Regions from separate parts of the Mus musculus genome. Here region 1 is linked to region 2. The links are chromatin loops, found by intact Hi-C in ENCODE. Cell type or tissue: left cerebral cortex. All regions are shown on one strand. Links, peaks and the distances in the headings refer to the core of each region. The heading gives the core; the rest is flanking DNA.

Region 1 (8,329 bases), core at 162-8,161, 73 kb before region 2:
TATAGCCCTGGCTGTCCTGGAACTCACTCTCTAGACCAGGCTGGTCTTGAACTCACAGACATCCACCTGCCTCCTGAGTGCTGGGATTAAAGGTGTGTACCGTCATCCAACCTCCACCCTGCCTCCCCTGCTCCCCCATCCCTGGCATTTTAGAGCTATTTAGAAAGCAGGAGGTGTTTAGAATGATCAGGAAAACCCTCCATTAGTACAGACCTGTTAGTACAGGCTTATAGCTGTGATGTACCTGCCAGCAGGCTTTCCCCTGCTTTCCCCTGCTCTGGAGATAAAGGAACATGAGTCTAAGTAATACAGCAGGGCTAGAGAGCCGGATCAGTGGGTGAGAGCACTTGTTCTTACAAAGGACTCAAGTTCGATTCTCAACTTAACCACCACGTTGGGCACCAGGTATCCATGTGGTGCTTAAACATCCATTCAGGCAAAACATTCATGAAAAACTAATAAAAATAAATCAAGTGGGACTACAAAACCTCCCCAATTATTATTAATGATCATTAGTATTAACGATTAGAGGAGAGCCAAATTAGTAAAAATTATCTAGGATGCCCAAATGTACACATTTTTAAACTGAATATAAATTAGAAGCTGTGGGCGGGGATGGCTTTTCTTGGACAGTGGGGCTGTGGCTGGCTGGGATGGACATGGGTCCTGCTCATGTGCTGTGTAGTGCAGTGATTTGTCAGCACGTAGATCACTTGGAGAAGAAAGTTTGGCTCCAAGTCATGATTTTAGCCAAACAGCCCCAACTGGCGTAGTAACTGCCACAGTGTGCTGCCTTCATCCTGTCAGCTCGGGGGTCAGGGCACAACAATGGCTATTCTTCAGAAAGGGTTGGGCTCCCATAACTGAGCACATCAACACACCCGGACCAATACCCTGTGATCCCAGCACTTGGGAGGCATGGTCAAGAGAGCCAAAAGTTTAAGACCAACCTCAGCTACATGTAACCTTATCTCATAAAAACAGACAACAAAAATATATATTTATGTGTATTAATTTTACATTTACAGAAAGAGAAGGTTTAGGTACTGGATTTTGCATGTTTCTACATGAGAATCCTGAACAGGCTTGTCAGCACTTAAAAGTCACTGTCATTGGGCCAGCAAGATGGCTTAGAGGACAAAGACACTTGCCTCCAAGCCCGAGGACATCAATTTCATCCCTGTGGCCCACATAGCGGAAGGAAGAAAAGTCTGACCTACAAACTGTCCTCTGACCACTGCGCCCACACCATAGCATGCACTCCCTCCTAGAATGAGAATCTGCACTGAGATTTTAAAGATCACTCTCTCTCACTCTGCTAAATGTGGCTCCCTCTCTTCTTTGATACCATTTGTAGAGCTGATGTTCCTGGAAACCAGTGCACTGACTGGCGAGAACGTCGAAGAGGCTTTCATGCAGTGTGCAAGGAAAATACTTAACAAAATTGAATCAGGTACCAGCCTTTCCCTGGCCTCATCTGTGGGTTTTGCCCTGTAGCTCACCAGTGCCCCCTGCTGGCTGTGATGAGCAAGGCTGTAGTAAAGCTCTGCTATATAGCAAGTCAGTCATGCTTACCTGAGAGAAGCAAGCTCCCAGGAGTCCCTGGTCAGGGGCAGGTGTGCGCTGGGTGCTATCAACTTGAGTTGTTACACACTAGTAAGTGAACATTGCTATTGCTGTTGCTTAGTTTTAAGTTCATTTTTTTATGCATAATACTGTTACATGATTCCACTCAAACATCGAAAACTCAGGCTCAGAAAGCACACATTTTTCGTGCGGAGGATCCAAATTCCGTTCCGTTCCTAGCACCTATACTGGATAGCTCATAACCGTCTCTAATTCCAAGAGATCCAATGAATGCCCTCTCGTGGCCATCTTGGGCTCCTGCACACAGGTGTGCATACACACATTTTAAATAAATCTTGAAAACTCCAGAAGCCCCTGAAGTCACTAGGAATGTTTCATGCCCTGTACTTGAATGAATACTTCATTCTTGTAGGCACTGGGGTGATAGCATATAAATGTGAGGACCTGAGTTTGATCCCTAGCACCCGTGTAATAATCTGGGTGTGATAGTACATGCTAGTAATCGAGGCACTGGTAAGGCAGAGTCAGGAAGACCCCTGAGGCTCACTCGCCAGGCTGTGTTGCCAAGTTATTGAACCCCAGGTCTCAGAGAACCCATGTCTCAAAACAGGTAGAAAGCATGCATGTTGAGCTCTGGCATCCATGTGTTACACACCTACACACGTGTTACACACCTGTGCACATGTGTTACACACATTTTAAAACTAAGGCATTTCTTTTCCAGCCCAGTGTGGTGGCGCACACCTTTGGTCCCAGCATTAGGGAGGCAGAGACAGATAAATCTCTATACTCAAGGCCAGTCTGGCCCACATAGTAAGCCAAAGCTAAATAGTGAGTCCCTGTTTCAAAAAACAAAAAATATTGTTAGTAGATATATTTTTGCTCTCCACAATGAAGACACAAATGCATGGGACATCACACTTTGCCCTTTACTTACCGTGTGTGGGGAACACAGAGTCACAGGCATTTTCCTGGTCCTCAGGTGAACTGGACCCCGAGAGGATGGGCTCTGGCATCCAGTATGGAGACGCTGCCCTGAGACAGCTGCGGTCACCTCGGCGTACACAGGCTCCAAGTGCACAGGAGTGTGGCTGCTAGGCGCCCCAGTGACACAGGTGGATGTTGGGGGCCCTGCATCCTGGCAGGAAGGAGGGGCTGTAAAACTGCAGTAGGAGGTGAAGAGGAGGGGAGGAGAGGCCCTTAGGAATAGTCAGAGGTCATCCCCACAGGACTGGCCCTGCAGGAGCTCCTCCCCCAACCATTCAGAAGCAAAGACCGGGCTGACAGGGAGAGCCCAGTGGTCGTGCTGTAGCCATTCTTCACTCAAACCACGGAGTGCACTCGACCTAACCGGAGCATCTCCAGAACTAGCAAGCTCTCCGCTAAACTTTCAGTAGCGCCCTCTCCCATTTACCATAGTGGACATTTTTGTTGGGGAAGTTGAGGCAGGAACTCACTCTCCAGCCCACCTGGGCCCCTACCTTAGGACAATCCTCCTGCCTCAGCCTCCCTCCCAAGCCCTGGGATTCCAGGTCCCCATGCCCAGCTCACAGGCTGGCGAGCAGTGTGAGCCAGTGTTGATGCAGTCAGGTCTGCCGGGCTCTGAGCCGTTTGGTCTTTACAAGCACAGGAGTATCTGAATCACGCTTAACGGTTCTCAGGTTCAGCGGTGGGTCCTGGAGTACAGCCGCCGGAGCCTGAAGAGGCTGGAGTTTTTACTACCATCTTTTCTACTCGGCACAGAAGTAGATCTTCCTGGGGAACGGTGTACGCTGGCAGCCGGGGCTCAGCAGCCATTCTGCGAACTAACTCAGCGGACAGTACCTTTAGATGCCACATGTATGCAGACCCCTGCCCCACACGTACCCTTCACGTTCTGTTAAATCCAGCTTGTGCTGCCCACAGCACGTTCCCACAGCACAGAGCCGGTGTGACATGACAGAACCCTGCACTCAGTGAGCTTTCTTTTTAAACTCCCAGGAAATGCAGTTGTGAATGTGAGAGAGCGTGCTTTTCTCATTGCGCGTTGGTTAACTCCCAGGAGATGCAGTCATGAACGTGAGCGTGCTTTCCTCCTTGTGTTGGTTATGCGTATGACCCGGTATGAAAGGACTCTGGTGTGAACAGCCAGTGCGTTTCTTATTTAATCCCTCTCCCCCCACCCCTTTTACACTGTTTCTGTGATCCACACCTGAAATGCTAAACCCACAGGACTCATTAACACCTGGAAATAAAGTGGAACGGAGTTTCTCACGCACAGTACACTGTCCTGCTCTGTGCAGTCGCGTGAGCCTGCCCAGGCTGCTCGGCTTCCACGCCACCCTCACCGTCTCCCGGCCAGAAGACACACTGTTGACCGCAATGCTTTTCCTGAAGCTCAGTGTAGGGGCATCGACCGCCACCTCTTCGCATGGGTCGTTGTTTCGTGGTCATTTTCAGGAAACTCACTACCTCTAGGACAAAGGATATTGCTTATTAAGAAATCCTGGCCAAGGCTAAAGTGCTTTGGTTTGCATGTGCAAGGCCCCGGGCTTGGTCTCCAGCAAACACCTCCATACCACACACCTACGGTCACACCTAGGTCAGACGTGCTGATAGCACACCTATAATCCCTGCACTCAGTGAACTGAGACAGCAGAGGGCGCTCATGAGTTCAAGACCAGCTTGAGCTTAAGAGACTGGAGTACGGTGTATGGGGTGGGTACCTCATAAGAGGTGAATCTCACAAAATATCTTTGTAGCTCTTCCTGAATACGTAAATGCCTTACTGCATACAACTATCAAGTCGACCCGCTTCTGTTTTCAGGCAGGGTCTCACTATGTAGCCCTGGAACTTGCTGTGTAGACCGGGATGATCTCAAACTCACAAAATCCACCTGCCTCTGCCTTATGAGTTCTGGGAGTAAAGGCCTGTGCCGCCACACCAGGCAAAGCTTTTTTCCCCAACAAACAGTGTCTCCTGAGCACTGCTTTGTGCACATTTTAATATGCCGAAACTTCATTGCTATCCTATTCTGCTCTCTTCTATTTAAAACGTTGTCCAATTTTGAGATTTCTGGTTGGCAATTTATGAATATGCTACTTAGTGTCCACCTCAGCTCTGGTCTTCTGTCACCAACTTCACAGTAGAATATAATGCATGATCTCACTTGCTTTGGCTGGCCAGGTCTGTTTATACACTAGGACTGCTGTCTCAGTAATGCTGTGTCCCGGAAGGGCTTGCACGGCTCTGGCTGGGGGAAGCAGCCTCTGCCCATTGGCACATGGTGGTCACTGGGATCTCCTGCATTGTGGCTGATCCTCACCTGTCATCTCTAGTGCTCATGGGAGGTGCAAGCCTCCAGCTTACTCTGAACTCCTCAGTCCTCCCTATCTGTAGCTGACCCATAAGACGCCCCAGCTGGACCTGGCCACACAGCCTCAGCCTCTGCCTCCGTCCCAATACAGTAGCTGCTAGGACACCTTCCGTTACCTGCATCAGTCCGTGGGTGGGACGCTCACATGTTCTGCAGAGTCAGATGGGTCCCGGGAAGTCTTGGCAGCTTTGCAGTGTGGTTGGCATGGAAACACCAAGACATGGTATACACTGATATGTTTGTTTTGGTTTGCATTCTTTTTTAATGCTGTTCAGCCTCTCTGAACCTGCTCTCTTTTAGGTAAAACATTTTTAGTATTAAATATCTCACTGTAAAATTTTTGAATCATTTTAGTCTTTTCAGAGTTCCCCCCTCCCCTTTAAGAGAGGGTCTTACTCTAGCCCAGGCTGGCTCCACACTCAAGATAATCCTGCCTCAGCCTCCTTATGCTGGGATTATGGTGTGTGCCAATATGACCAACTCTAGATAAGGAATTCCCAGCTGACTTTTTTTCCCCACTAATGATCCACATTCTCTGGTCTCTATGAAGAATTTGCCATCATTCAGATTGTCAAAGAAGGGTGTGGGTTTTCTTTGAGCACCTCATGCTGTCTTTTTCGTTCTGGGCAGTTTGATGACAATGTGTCCTAATGTGGCCTCTAACCCAAATCCTGCCTCTGCTTCCCCCAGGATCACGGGGGGGGGGGGGGGGCGGGGGGGGCGTGGCTCAGAGCATTTCTTTGGGTCTTTCCCACGTATGGTTCGCTCAACTACTTTCATCAGAGCAGGAGTTTCCAGATGTCATTCATTCTGAGCCTTTTAATGCCTTCACTGTTTTGGTCACCTTCCATATCACGGGTCCCCTTGAGACTCTTTCTTCAGTTTCTCTCTTGTTGCTACACTGGTGAGTATCTCTCTTCCATTCCACCACTGTGTCTATCCAGCTGTGCTCGCTTAGTTTGTTTCCATTTAGGGATCATGTTTGATGGTAAAGGCTTGCTCTGTAACCCTGATGGACCCAAGCTGACTTCAAACTCACAAAAATGTTCCTGTCTCTGCCTCCCCCATTCTGGGAATAAGATGTACAGCAACATCCCATTTACATGGCTCTTTATGACATCCGTCTCCTTACTGACCATTCAGTCTAGGCGTTGAGAGCATTTCCATCGCTCACTAGAGCTACTTGGATGCCTGCACTGTATTTGCTCTTTCCTCTTGAGTCTCCCCATTCAGACACCGAGTGGCATGGCCTTGAGGCTCACTGAGGCTTAGTTTCCTTTGATATGCTAGCTATGGCCAGGTGACCCAAGTGAGCAGCAGCTCTGAAGAGGAAGCAGAGGCTGTCTCAGTATCCTGAAGTGCGGGTGGCCCTGGAAATAAGCTTAGCGCAACAGTGGAAACTTTCCCTCAATGCAATTTTGTTACTATTTAAGAAACCCAGGAGCTGGAGAGATCTCTCAGAGGTTAAGAGAACTGACTGTTCTTCCAGGGGTCCTGAGTTCAATTCCCAGCACCCACATGGTGGTTTATATCCATCTATAATGGAATCAGATGCCCTCTTCTGGTGTGTCTGAAGATTAGCAACAATGTACTCATTTACATAAAATAAATAAATAAATCTTTGCCAGGTGCCTTTAATCTCAGCACTTGGGAGGCAGAGGCAGGCAAATTTCTAAGTCTGAGGTCAGCCTGGTCTATAGAGTGAGTTCCAGGACAGCCAGGACTATACAGAGAAACCCTGTCTCAGGAGAGGAGGGAGGGAGGGAGGGAGGAAAGAACAGGAAAGGAAAGGAAAGGAAAGGAAAGGAAAGGAAAGGAATCCAGGATGCAGGATATACTGCAGAAATGAGTGCTGACAACTTCCAGCTTCCATCCCGTGGGACACCCACCAACTCCCACTGCCTAAAGACCCCCACCAAAGGTCCATGGAGTTAAAAATGCATAGACCAAGCCGGGCGTGGTGGCGCATGCCTTTAATCCCAGCACTCAGGAGGCAGAGGCAGGTGGATTTCTGAGTTTGAGGCCAGCCTGGTCTACAAAATGAGTTCCAGGACAGCCAGGGCTACACAGAGAAACCCTGTCTCGAAAAACAAAAACAAAAACAACAACAAAAAAATGCATAGACCAAAACAAAACAAAACAAGCAAAGCAAACGAAAAAACCTGCTTCTTGTAGAGATTTTTTTAAAAAAAATCTTCAGATACTCTCAGTTACTTAAAAGCTCTTGTACGTTCCCACCGATCAGATTTTTCTACAAAGGTGTTTAAAGGTCCATAATTACTGCGGTCCCGGGATGCTGTCCATGGTGCTGACTTGGGTGCTGCGCGTGATCATATTCGAGAGGCCTAGCAGGGATTGTCCCAGGAGCTGAACATCCATCTCGTGATATGAGTCCTATGTCTGATGTAACTGTGTCTTGTACAAACCTGGATAAAGAGAGAAGATGTCTATAAAGATAAATGATGGGTGGGCCAGCACACAGACCTTAATAAACCACTAACTCACCTCCTCTGTAGAAGTGGGTAGCAGAAAAAAAAATGTAGTTCTGCCAATCTAAAGCCTGTTTTGAGGGCTGGGTATAGAATTCAATTGGCAGAGTAACCACCTCACATGCATGAAGCCCTGGGTTCTTGCATCCCCAGAGCTGCAGTAACTAGGTGGCACACACCTGTTATCCCAGCAGTTCAGAGGTAGAGACAGGAAGTGCAGAAAGTTCAAGGTTATCCTTGCCCATTTAGTTCCAAAGCTAGTCTGGGCTACGTGAAACCCTGTCTCAGGAGGAGGAGGAGGAGGAGGAGGACCATCATCATCACCATCTACTATGGTGGCGGATACACTTGAGAGGTAAATGAATCTACATAGTGAGTTCCGGGACAGTCAGGGCTACATAAGAAAGACACCGCCCCCCAACCCAAATCCATTTCAAATTCACATGCAAGTATTTTGAAATGACCCACAAAGACCTTACCTGGGTCAGGAACTGCAGAATTGGCCATGGGACAGCACTGGCTTAATCCAGAAAGTAGATCATGCAGCTATCCTGGTTTTCTTGAGGAGTTAACTTACCAGGAAAGCAAACTCTCACCCTCGCCTGCACTGGGCCTCCTGCTTGCTCCTCTCCAATTAATATTTCCGGTGTCCTCTGTGTCAGGAAGTCCTGTTCCATTTGCAAAGTCTTTTAAAGATGTTTTTATCGCTGCTTTGTCTCCTGCCATGTGGAGACCCCAATGCCTCCTGCGTGCCAAGCAAACACCTATCTCACCCTTGCTCGCTCTCCTCTCTTGCCATTTAGTCTCGCTCTTGTGAGGTTAGCACAGACCTTTGAATTAGCAGGCAACCCTCAGTGAGACACAACTGCAAAGATGTTGCCTAGCAGCTGAAACGGG
Region 2 (8,329 bases), core at 238-8,237:
TACTGACCCTTAATTAACAATTATTAACAGTAACCCCTAATTAACACTGTAGTTCTACATTAATTCATAACCATTGCCATTTATAAACTTTATTAATGTTTATGAGTATTTTGCTTCTATGTATATAAATGTACTATATGTGTGCATGATGCCCAAGGAAGAGGGCACAGGATCTCTTGAAACTGGAATTACAGAGAGTTGTGAGCTGCCTGCCACGTGGGTGTGTAAAGAACCTATGACTCTCCAGCTGGCTTCACCCTGTCTCTGAAGCCAGCTCTGCTGACGTCTGTGCTGGTTTCCGATCACTGAGTTCACAGGAACTCTCAGAGGTTAAGATGACAAAGGGTGAGGCAGGGAAACCTAGAGTCAAGTGTTGCTTTACGTGTGAGGACCTGGCCCCAGTGTGAGGGGGCATCTGTAGTCCTGCCAGGGAGGGAGAGAAAGGAGGATCCCTGGGTCTCACTGGCCGGCCAGTCTAGTTCAGTTGATGAGCTCCAGGCAAACAAACGTCTTGTCCCAAAGGATGAGTGTGGACGGTGCTGCTGAGGATGGCACTCAAGGTTGACCTCTGACCTCTGTACCCAAGTGCACAGATGTACATGCATACACAAACATGAATGCACATAGGATAAAAAACAAGATGGCTATATAGCCAGCCATGGGGGCTGTGCAACACCTGTGAGCTCAGCAGTTGGGAGGTGGGAGACTTAAGTAAGAGGGTTTCTATTATACCAATACCCTACCTCAAAAACAAAACAAAAACCTCAAAACCCCCCCAAATCTTAAAATAGGCTGGAGGGATGACCCAGCAATCAACAGTACTTTCGGCTCTTACAAAAGAATGGGATTTGGCTTCCAGCACCCACAATGAAGTTTGTTTTGAAGACCAGTGCTCAGCAGGTAAGGTACTTGCAACAAAACCAAATGGCCTGAATTTGCTCCTGGTAAGGAAGACAGAACTCTGGCAAGTTGCCCTCCACACACAAACACATAAATAACCCATCCCTAATTTTTTTCCACTTGTACAGGAAAAGCCAACTGGAAATGTGGTGTTTCCTGTCAGTCAGGTCTTATAACAGTCTGGATGGATGACTGCCTTCATAAATAACTTTAGGCTCTTACCCAAAGATAACTCTTTCCATGAGGGCATCTTTTTATTACCTACGCAGATGCCTGAGACAGTGTGTTTTCTCTCTCTTTTTAACTTTTTTCTTTTTTCAGTTTTTCAAGACAGGGTGTTGCTATGTAGTTCTGCCTGTCCTGGAAATCACTCTGTAGACCAGGCTGGCCTTGAACTCAAAGATCCAGCTGCCTCTGCCCATAGAGTGCTGAGATTAAAGGCATGTGCCACTCTGCCCAGCTACAACGATTTCTTACCTCATCAATGTACTCCAGTAAGTCCAAGGCTTTCTTGAAATCATACTCATTGGCTCTTCTGTTTTCGTCACAGATATACAGCTGTAACAAGTCCAAGGCAGATTACTCACAACATTTTAAGGAGAAAATAAGTCATTATTCTCTTTCACATAATCTAAATGTATTTTTGTAGCCAAGAACAATGTCACATTTGGGAGCTATATTCTGTCTATAGAAAATTGTCTAACAATGGATATTCTAAGCCAAAAGTTAATTGGTATAATGCAATACACATATATTTTCAAAAAATTCGGAAAATTTTACATTCTCAGATCAAGAATATAGCACAAGCTTTCCAGTAGGTTTTCATGTACAGGCTTTGACACAAATTCCTGCCGGAGCTCACAGCTCAGCGTCTGGCTTTTGGAATGCTTCTCTTTCAAATGGCTTTAAAAGCTCCAACCTAGCCCTCCACTGGTTTGTGGTAAGCACCTGCCTAGCATATGAGGCCCTGGGTTCTAGTGCTTGACGCTGTAGAAGTGAACAAACACCCGTGAGAGCTAGTCTCTCTGTGCGTTACAGATTACTATACACGTGACTCAAAATCCTGCCATCTTTTAGTCAAAAACTTTTTTTTTAATATTGGTGGTGGTACACACCCTTAATCTCAGCACTCAGGAGGCAGAGGCAGGTAGGTCTCCAAATTCGAGGCCAGCCTTGTCTACAAAGTAAGTTCGAGGATAGCCAGAACTGCACAGAGAAACCCCAATCTTGAAAAACAAAACAAAACAAATGTAAAAAAAACAAAAATAAAAAACTTTTTTGATTCAAATTACCAATATGAGTTTTTCCTATCTCCTTCTGCTAGCATTATGTCATAAGACAAATTTCATTTATAAAAACTATATATAATTCTTTAGTAATTTCCTAGTTTTTGCTACCATGGGGGCTTAAATCTATAATGTTTTGCAAAATCCCTTTGCCTCCTCCACCTTAGAAACTGGAGAGTCTAAGGTGTCTGAGCAAGCCTGGCATCACACTTTCCATGAAATAACGGCACATACAGCCTACATCTTAGATGTCTCAACCAGATGCCCTCTCAGGAGAGTGCACCATTCAGGAGCTGTTGCTAACCAGGGCCTCTACACTCTAACAGGTCCTGGACTGTCTGCTTTCCTTTAACTGCAATCAGAGCAGACTGGGGAGAAATGGGAAGAGGAGGGGGAAGGCAGAGTGCACAGCACCAGCTTCTCATCTGATGAATCCGAGGTGCTCTGGCCGTGGCTGGATCACTGTTGCCAGGAAACAGTGCAGTACTGCAGTCTGTGCTTCTGGCTAACGAGAGACGACAAAGTATCACCTAGGAGCGGTCACCTCACAGAATGCATCCTACTCTGCTGCGTCTTGCTAATTCTTCCTGCTCCTAACATCTTTTCTAGGGGAAATGTCTCTGGCAGGTGAGAGAAGGGAAGACGCTGCTGGGAGCTCCGGAGTATGACCTAGCAAAGGCAAGCTGTTCTGGGTGAGGACACAGGACACGGCTGTGACATCTATGACACTTACACTGATGAGTTGTGGTGCGGTCAACACAGGCATTGCACTAAGACTCAGCTGTCTCTCGGTCAGCAGCTGCTCTGGCAGGGTCTCCTGGTGTAGCAGGAAGCGCTCTTGCTCAGCCATGGCTGGTGATCAAGGACACAAAGGGATTTCACTTCTGCCATCATCATTAAAATGCAAATTGAAGCCAACCAGCTCTAAACAGCTCTAAAGGCAAGTCACTGCTACCCAAATCTCCAGATGTTATGCCTCTAACTGCTTATTCTTCATTGCTGACAACAGATTTACTGTTTGATCCAAGACCACAGCAGCAGAAAGTATCTGCCAAGAAAGAAAGCTACTTCAGGAGGTGAGTGCCCTCTACAAGTCCCACCTGAGGGCAGCTCAGTGAAAGAGTACGGCAGTGTTATCCAGAAACCAAGTCATATCAGAAAGCCACATGCCCTTGCATTAACAGGTAAGAACACTCAGTGGATGGGTCCTAGCCCTGTCCTCCGCACTGCTCTAAGCCCACCACAGTGGTCACAACCGACAGGCTAAAGCACAGCATGCCCACCCATAGCAGCAATGTTCCACAGACTTCCAGCCAGCAGAACCAACCCAAAATCACAGGAGTTCCTTCAGCAGGTGGAAACCTCCAATCGACCCCACCCCTTCCCCACAACTCAAACTTTCCACAGAAATTACTCATACACTAAAATTAATTTTTGAGACTGAGATTTGCCAGGTTCTACCTCCTAGTGGGATTACAGGAGTTTTCATAAACAACTTTTTTTTTTTTTGAGCCAGGACCTCACATAGCCCAGGCTGGCCTTCAGTTTCCTATGTAGCCAGGATTGGCCTTAAAACTTCTGTTCTTCCGCTTTAGCCTCGAAGGTGCAGGGGTCACAGGCAGGCACAACCACCAGGCCTGGCTTTCCTCCTCCATTTCTACCCCTCCCCCTTTTCTATCACAGGGAGGCTGCAGGCTTCATGACATTTAATTTCTAACTTCAGGAGGTATTCCTAAGAATAAGGACATAGTTTAATTCCAGAACTAGGGAAGCAGAGGCAGGAAGATCTCTGAGTTCAAGGCCAGCCTAGTCTGGAGTGAGTTCCAGGATAGCCAGACCTACACAGAAAAACCTTGTCTCAAAAACAAAACAAAACAAAACAAAAACACAAAACAAAACCAAGGTTGGAGAGATGGCTTAGCGGTTAAGAGCACTGGCTGCACTTCCAGAGGTCCTAAGTTCAATTCCCAGCAACCACATGGTGGCTCACAACCATCTCATCTGTACTGGGATCTGGTGCCCTCTTCTGGTGTGTCTGAAGAGAGTGACAGTATATTCATATACAAATATTAAAGAAAAAAACAAACAAAAACCAAAACACAGGTGAAAAAGGGCATTTAATCACAAACAGCATTACCCAGCCTTCAGAAATTAACAAGCCTATTGCAACATCATCTAATATTAAATCTGTTCATTCACAGCATTGGTGGGGGGGCAGCCTGGGCTTCATAGTGAGACCCTATTTCAAGGAAAAAAAAAGTTTAAATTTCCTAGGTCTTCCCAAAATCCTCCCCACAGTGGTTTGGCTGAGGGGGTGACCCTTCTGTCTTCCCAGTACTAACAACTGAAGGGTGCAGGCTGGCGTGTGCACAGTGTCTTGCTCCCCTGTGAAGAGATGCAGGGGCAGGCTAAGCACTGGCTAAAGGACATGTGAGCTGACGACGTGAACATGTCACAGCACTTCAAAAGTGTGAAACATGGGCCTGTCTTAGCTGAGAGGTCTGTGTACCTGACGGAAAAACACAGAATTATCTTTTCATCAACCCTCAACTCAATGGCTTAGCTTTTGCAAGTGTAGAAAGAAGCCAGAGGCTGACATGGATGCCTTCTTCAATTGACCTCCACCTTATTTACCAGAGCTCACTCATGTGGCCAGACTGGCACTAATGGGGCCAGCAAGCCCCAGGATGTTCTCGTTTCCACCTACTCAGCAGAATGATGGGCTAACGACTCCAAGTTCATGACTGAATGGTAAAGTATGGGCAGTCAGTAAGACAGGCAGCAGCATCCTACTGAAATGGAGCGACTCCAGACAGACACAGTGCAACTGACTCACGTGCCTTTTCATTCGGACCCCTTACCTTCAATCTTCTCTTGCAGCCTGTCCTCTGAAATGTCTGAAGCTAAAGCTGCCAGTTTACTCAAGCCAAGAAGGGTTTTTTTCTTTGCAAAGTAACGAGTTTCCATATTTGCCAAACCTAGCAGTGTTGTATGAGCCTACGAAAAACAAAACAAGGACGCTGTCTGAAAGGAAGACATAGTGGTGAGCAACAAACCGAGCTGAGATCAATGTCAAAGCACTAGCAACACACCGTGAGCTCTCAAGCTGACAGGGCAAGCATGAGAAGGGAGACTTAGAAAACAGGCGCTCCATTCCAACTGTGTGCTCACTCGGCACCCTGGCACCAGCACACTTTAATATGCACCATTTTACGCCTAATGTGAGTTTTGTGTATGTGCTCGTTTGTGTGCATTCAGCTCAGAGGTGTCTGGTGTCTTTATTGGTCACTCTCCAGCTTCTTCTTCTAAAAGATTTATCTATTATGTACACAGAGTTGTGCCTGCATGCCAGAAGTGGGCACCAGATCTCATTATAGATTGGTATTTAGCCACCATGTGGTTGCTGGGAATTGAACTCAGGACCTCTGGAAGAGCAGTCAGTGCTCTCAACCTCTGAGTTATCTCTCCTGCCCCCAGCTTCTTTTATGAGACAGGATCTCTCACCAAACTTAGTGCTCATGGACACAGGCTGGCTGCCCAGTGAGCTGGGGATCTACCTATCTCTGCCTTTTCAGTACTGAAACCTTGTGTGTGCACTGTGGGTCTGGCTTTTTACAAGGGTTCTCAGGATAACTAAGACCCTTCTGTTTGTACAGCAAGCACTTTACTGACTGAGTCATCTCCACAGACCCCATGATTTGAATTTTTATTAGAAGTCATTAGCAAGAAAAAACTAATGATTTTATATAATAAAATATCTCTCTCCAATGATGAAAGAGAACAGGAGGCATGCTGGTGAGTTTCTGTCAACTGGACACAAACCTAGACATAACTGGGAAGACAAAATCTCACTGGCCTGTGGGCTGTCTGTTTGGACATTTTCTCTGCTAACTGACGTAGGAGGCCCTCAACGGGTGGTGTTATCCCAGGCACATGGGCCTGGGCTATATAACAAGGTGAGTGTGAGACTGAAGACAAGCAAGCGAGCAGCTCCTCCACGGCTCCTGCCTCTGCTCCTGTCCCAACCTCCTTCAGTGGTCACTGTGATTAGGATGTGTGCCAAATAAACCTTTCCTTCCCTACGTTGTTCTTGGTCACAGTGTTTATCACTGCAACAGAAAGCAAATTAAGACTGAAGTATATGTGTTGACAACCCATTAATAGCATGTTTTAAATTAAATTTAAAAAGTCTATTGTAAATTGATGTTTTGTAACTATATATATATTCATGGAATGCAAGATGAAGTTTAAACATATACATACAATATGAAAAGATAAAGAAGACTAACATATCTATACCATAAGAACTTATATTTCAGAGATGGCTCATTAGATAACAGACTTGGCTCCAAGACAGACCTGAGTTTAATCCCTAGAACCGACGGTGAAAAGAACTATCTTGAAGTTGCTTTCTGACCCCCTCCTGACAGTGCTCTTGCATATGCACACATACAAAAACGATGTAATAGAATTTTAAATCAGGTGTGGTGGTAGATGCTTTTAATCCCGGTACTCACAAGGTAGATGAATCAGGCCTCTGTGACTTTGAGGCCAGTGTGGTCTACAACAACAGTTCTAGATTAGCTAGGGCTACACAATAGAGATCTCGTCTCCAGTGAGAAACGTCTAGACACTGACTGTTTGTCAGCTGTATGGCTATAAGCAATACTTGAATTGTTAAAACAGATTAATTAACCAGCTGCTTCTCGTAAGCAAACCATCTTACCTTCTCTAACTCCTGACTATTAATTTCATGTAACCAGCTGAGATGCTCATGGGCTTGCAAAAAATTTGCCAACTGTCCATGCTGAGAAATGGGCTGAGACAGCAATTTTCCCCGCTTTCCTTTTTCCAGGTACCAACGAAAGAGAAAATCTGAAAAATTCTACAAAGAATAGACCAAGAATGTATCAATAGTTAGTAAAACAGCTTTAAAAATATAAACTACTCAATGCCTCCACTTGCTTGTGTGTGTGACTGTGCCCACATGTGCCAATGGCATGCATGGGGGCAGGGGACACCTTGGGAAGTGACTCTCTTTCCTCTCTTCCCACCACGGAGGCTCTAGAATCTGACTCAGGTCAGCAGGTGCTAAGCCACCTTGCAGTTCCCCAAACAGAATCTTTTAGCAAGTAATTCCTGTATTGACAAAATACAAGTGTTGGGGCTGCAGAGACAGTTCAGCATTTAAACCACTGGCTGCCCTTACAGAGGACCCAAGTTCAATTTCCAGGGCCTACACGGTGGCTCACAACTATATTTAATCCAGTTCCTGGTGATCCAACACCCTCTTCTGGCTTCTTCCAGGCATGCGTGTGGTGTCTAGACATACATGCAGGCAGAACATCCATATGCATTTAATTAAAAAGCAAAGCAAAACCAAACATATGTTCCATACAGTTATGGACAGTGCACTCCTACGCCTCAATCCAGCCATCTCTTGGCAAACCTACTGAGAAGCACTGGTGTGAGGGTTGGAGAGGTGACTCAGCAGTGAAGAGTACTTGCTGCTCTCCCAGAGGACCTGGTTCAGATCCCAGAACCTACACGATGGCTAACAGCTAGCAGCAGCTACAGTTCCTGGGATCTGTGGCTTCTTCTGACCTTCACAGGCATCGGGAATGCACATGCTGCACATATACACATGGGCAGGCACAACACTCACAGACGTCAAAGAAAACAACCAAAGAGGAACGCAGAGCAGCGGCCTCAGTGCTGATGACTGCAGGACTGACACAAACTCCTTATGAGCACGCAGCACGCCGCCAAAAGGCAGCACTGGGACTCAGTGACGTTAAAACCTGTTCTCAGCCAGGTGTGTGGTGGTGGTGCACGCCTTTAATCCCAGCACTCAGGAGGCAGAATTGGATGGATCTCCAGAGTTACAGAGAGAAACAAACAAACAAACAAACAACCACCTGTTTTCAGCTGGGCTTGTGGTCTAATCCCAGCAGGTCACAGAGGGAGGGACGGGTGGATTTCGGTGGAGGTCAAGGGCAGACGGGAGACCTTAGTTGGAAAACAAAACCTGTCTTCTTCCTCAAGCCACTGACAGCTACTTATAGCCCATGTTCTCAATTTTATACAAAAGTCCTTAATAGTAGAGGGGAAATGCTTTTATAAGGTTAACTCATGGGACAAAG

Evidence for each region. Peaks named below come from ENCODE experiments on the same cell type or tissue, not always from the same donor. Only the 100,000 strongest peaks of a DNase experiment are listed, where the experiment ranks them.
Region 1: a loop joins it to region 2, with 2.0 times the contacts of the local background. A loop is called at or near these places in 4 of 42 quality-filtered maps.

Annotation. Positions count from the first base shown.
Region 1 is chr8:123,831,446-123,839,774 of GRCm38, forward strand. Rab4a (RAB4A, member RAS oncogene family) reads left to right here. Exons shown (of 8, transcript NM_009003.3): 6 at 1,358-1,453; 7 at 2,570-2,702; 8 at 3,249-3,846. The coding sequence ends at 2,685. Gm51601 (a long non-coding RNA gene) reads right to left here and starts at 2,614. Exons shown (of 2, transcript XR_003947608.1): 1 at 2,525-2,614. In left cerebral cortex, for the core only: CTCF peaks have their summits at 1,509 (motif pointing left) and 4,217 (motif pointing right); DNase peaks (open chromatin) are centred at 1,426, 4,219 and 5,098; H3K27ac peaks cover 1,394 bases.
Region 2 is chr8:123,904,837-123,913,165 of GRCm38, forward strand. Nup133 (nucleoporin 133) reads right to left here. Exons shown (of 26, transcript NM_172288.2): 20 at 6,913-7,071; 21 at 5,048-5,183; 22 at 2,920-3,038; 23 at 1,378-1,458. Among named protein-coding and RNA genes, the nearest start is that of Gm29773, 14 kb to the left of the region's middle. In left cerebral cortex, for the core only: CTCF peaks have their summits at 4,207 (motif pointing left) and 7,455 (motif pointing left); DNase peaks (open chromatin) are centred at 2,995 and 7,597; H3K27ac peaks cover 986 bases.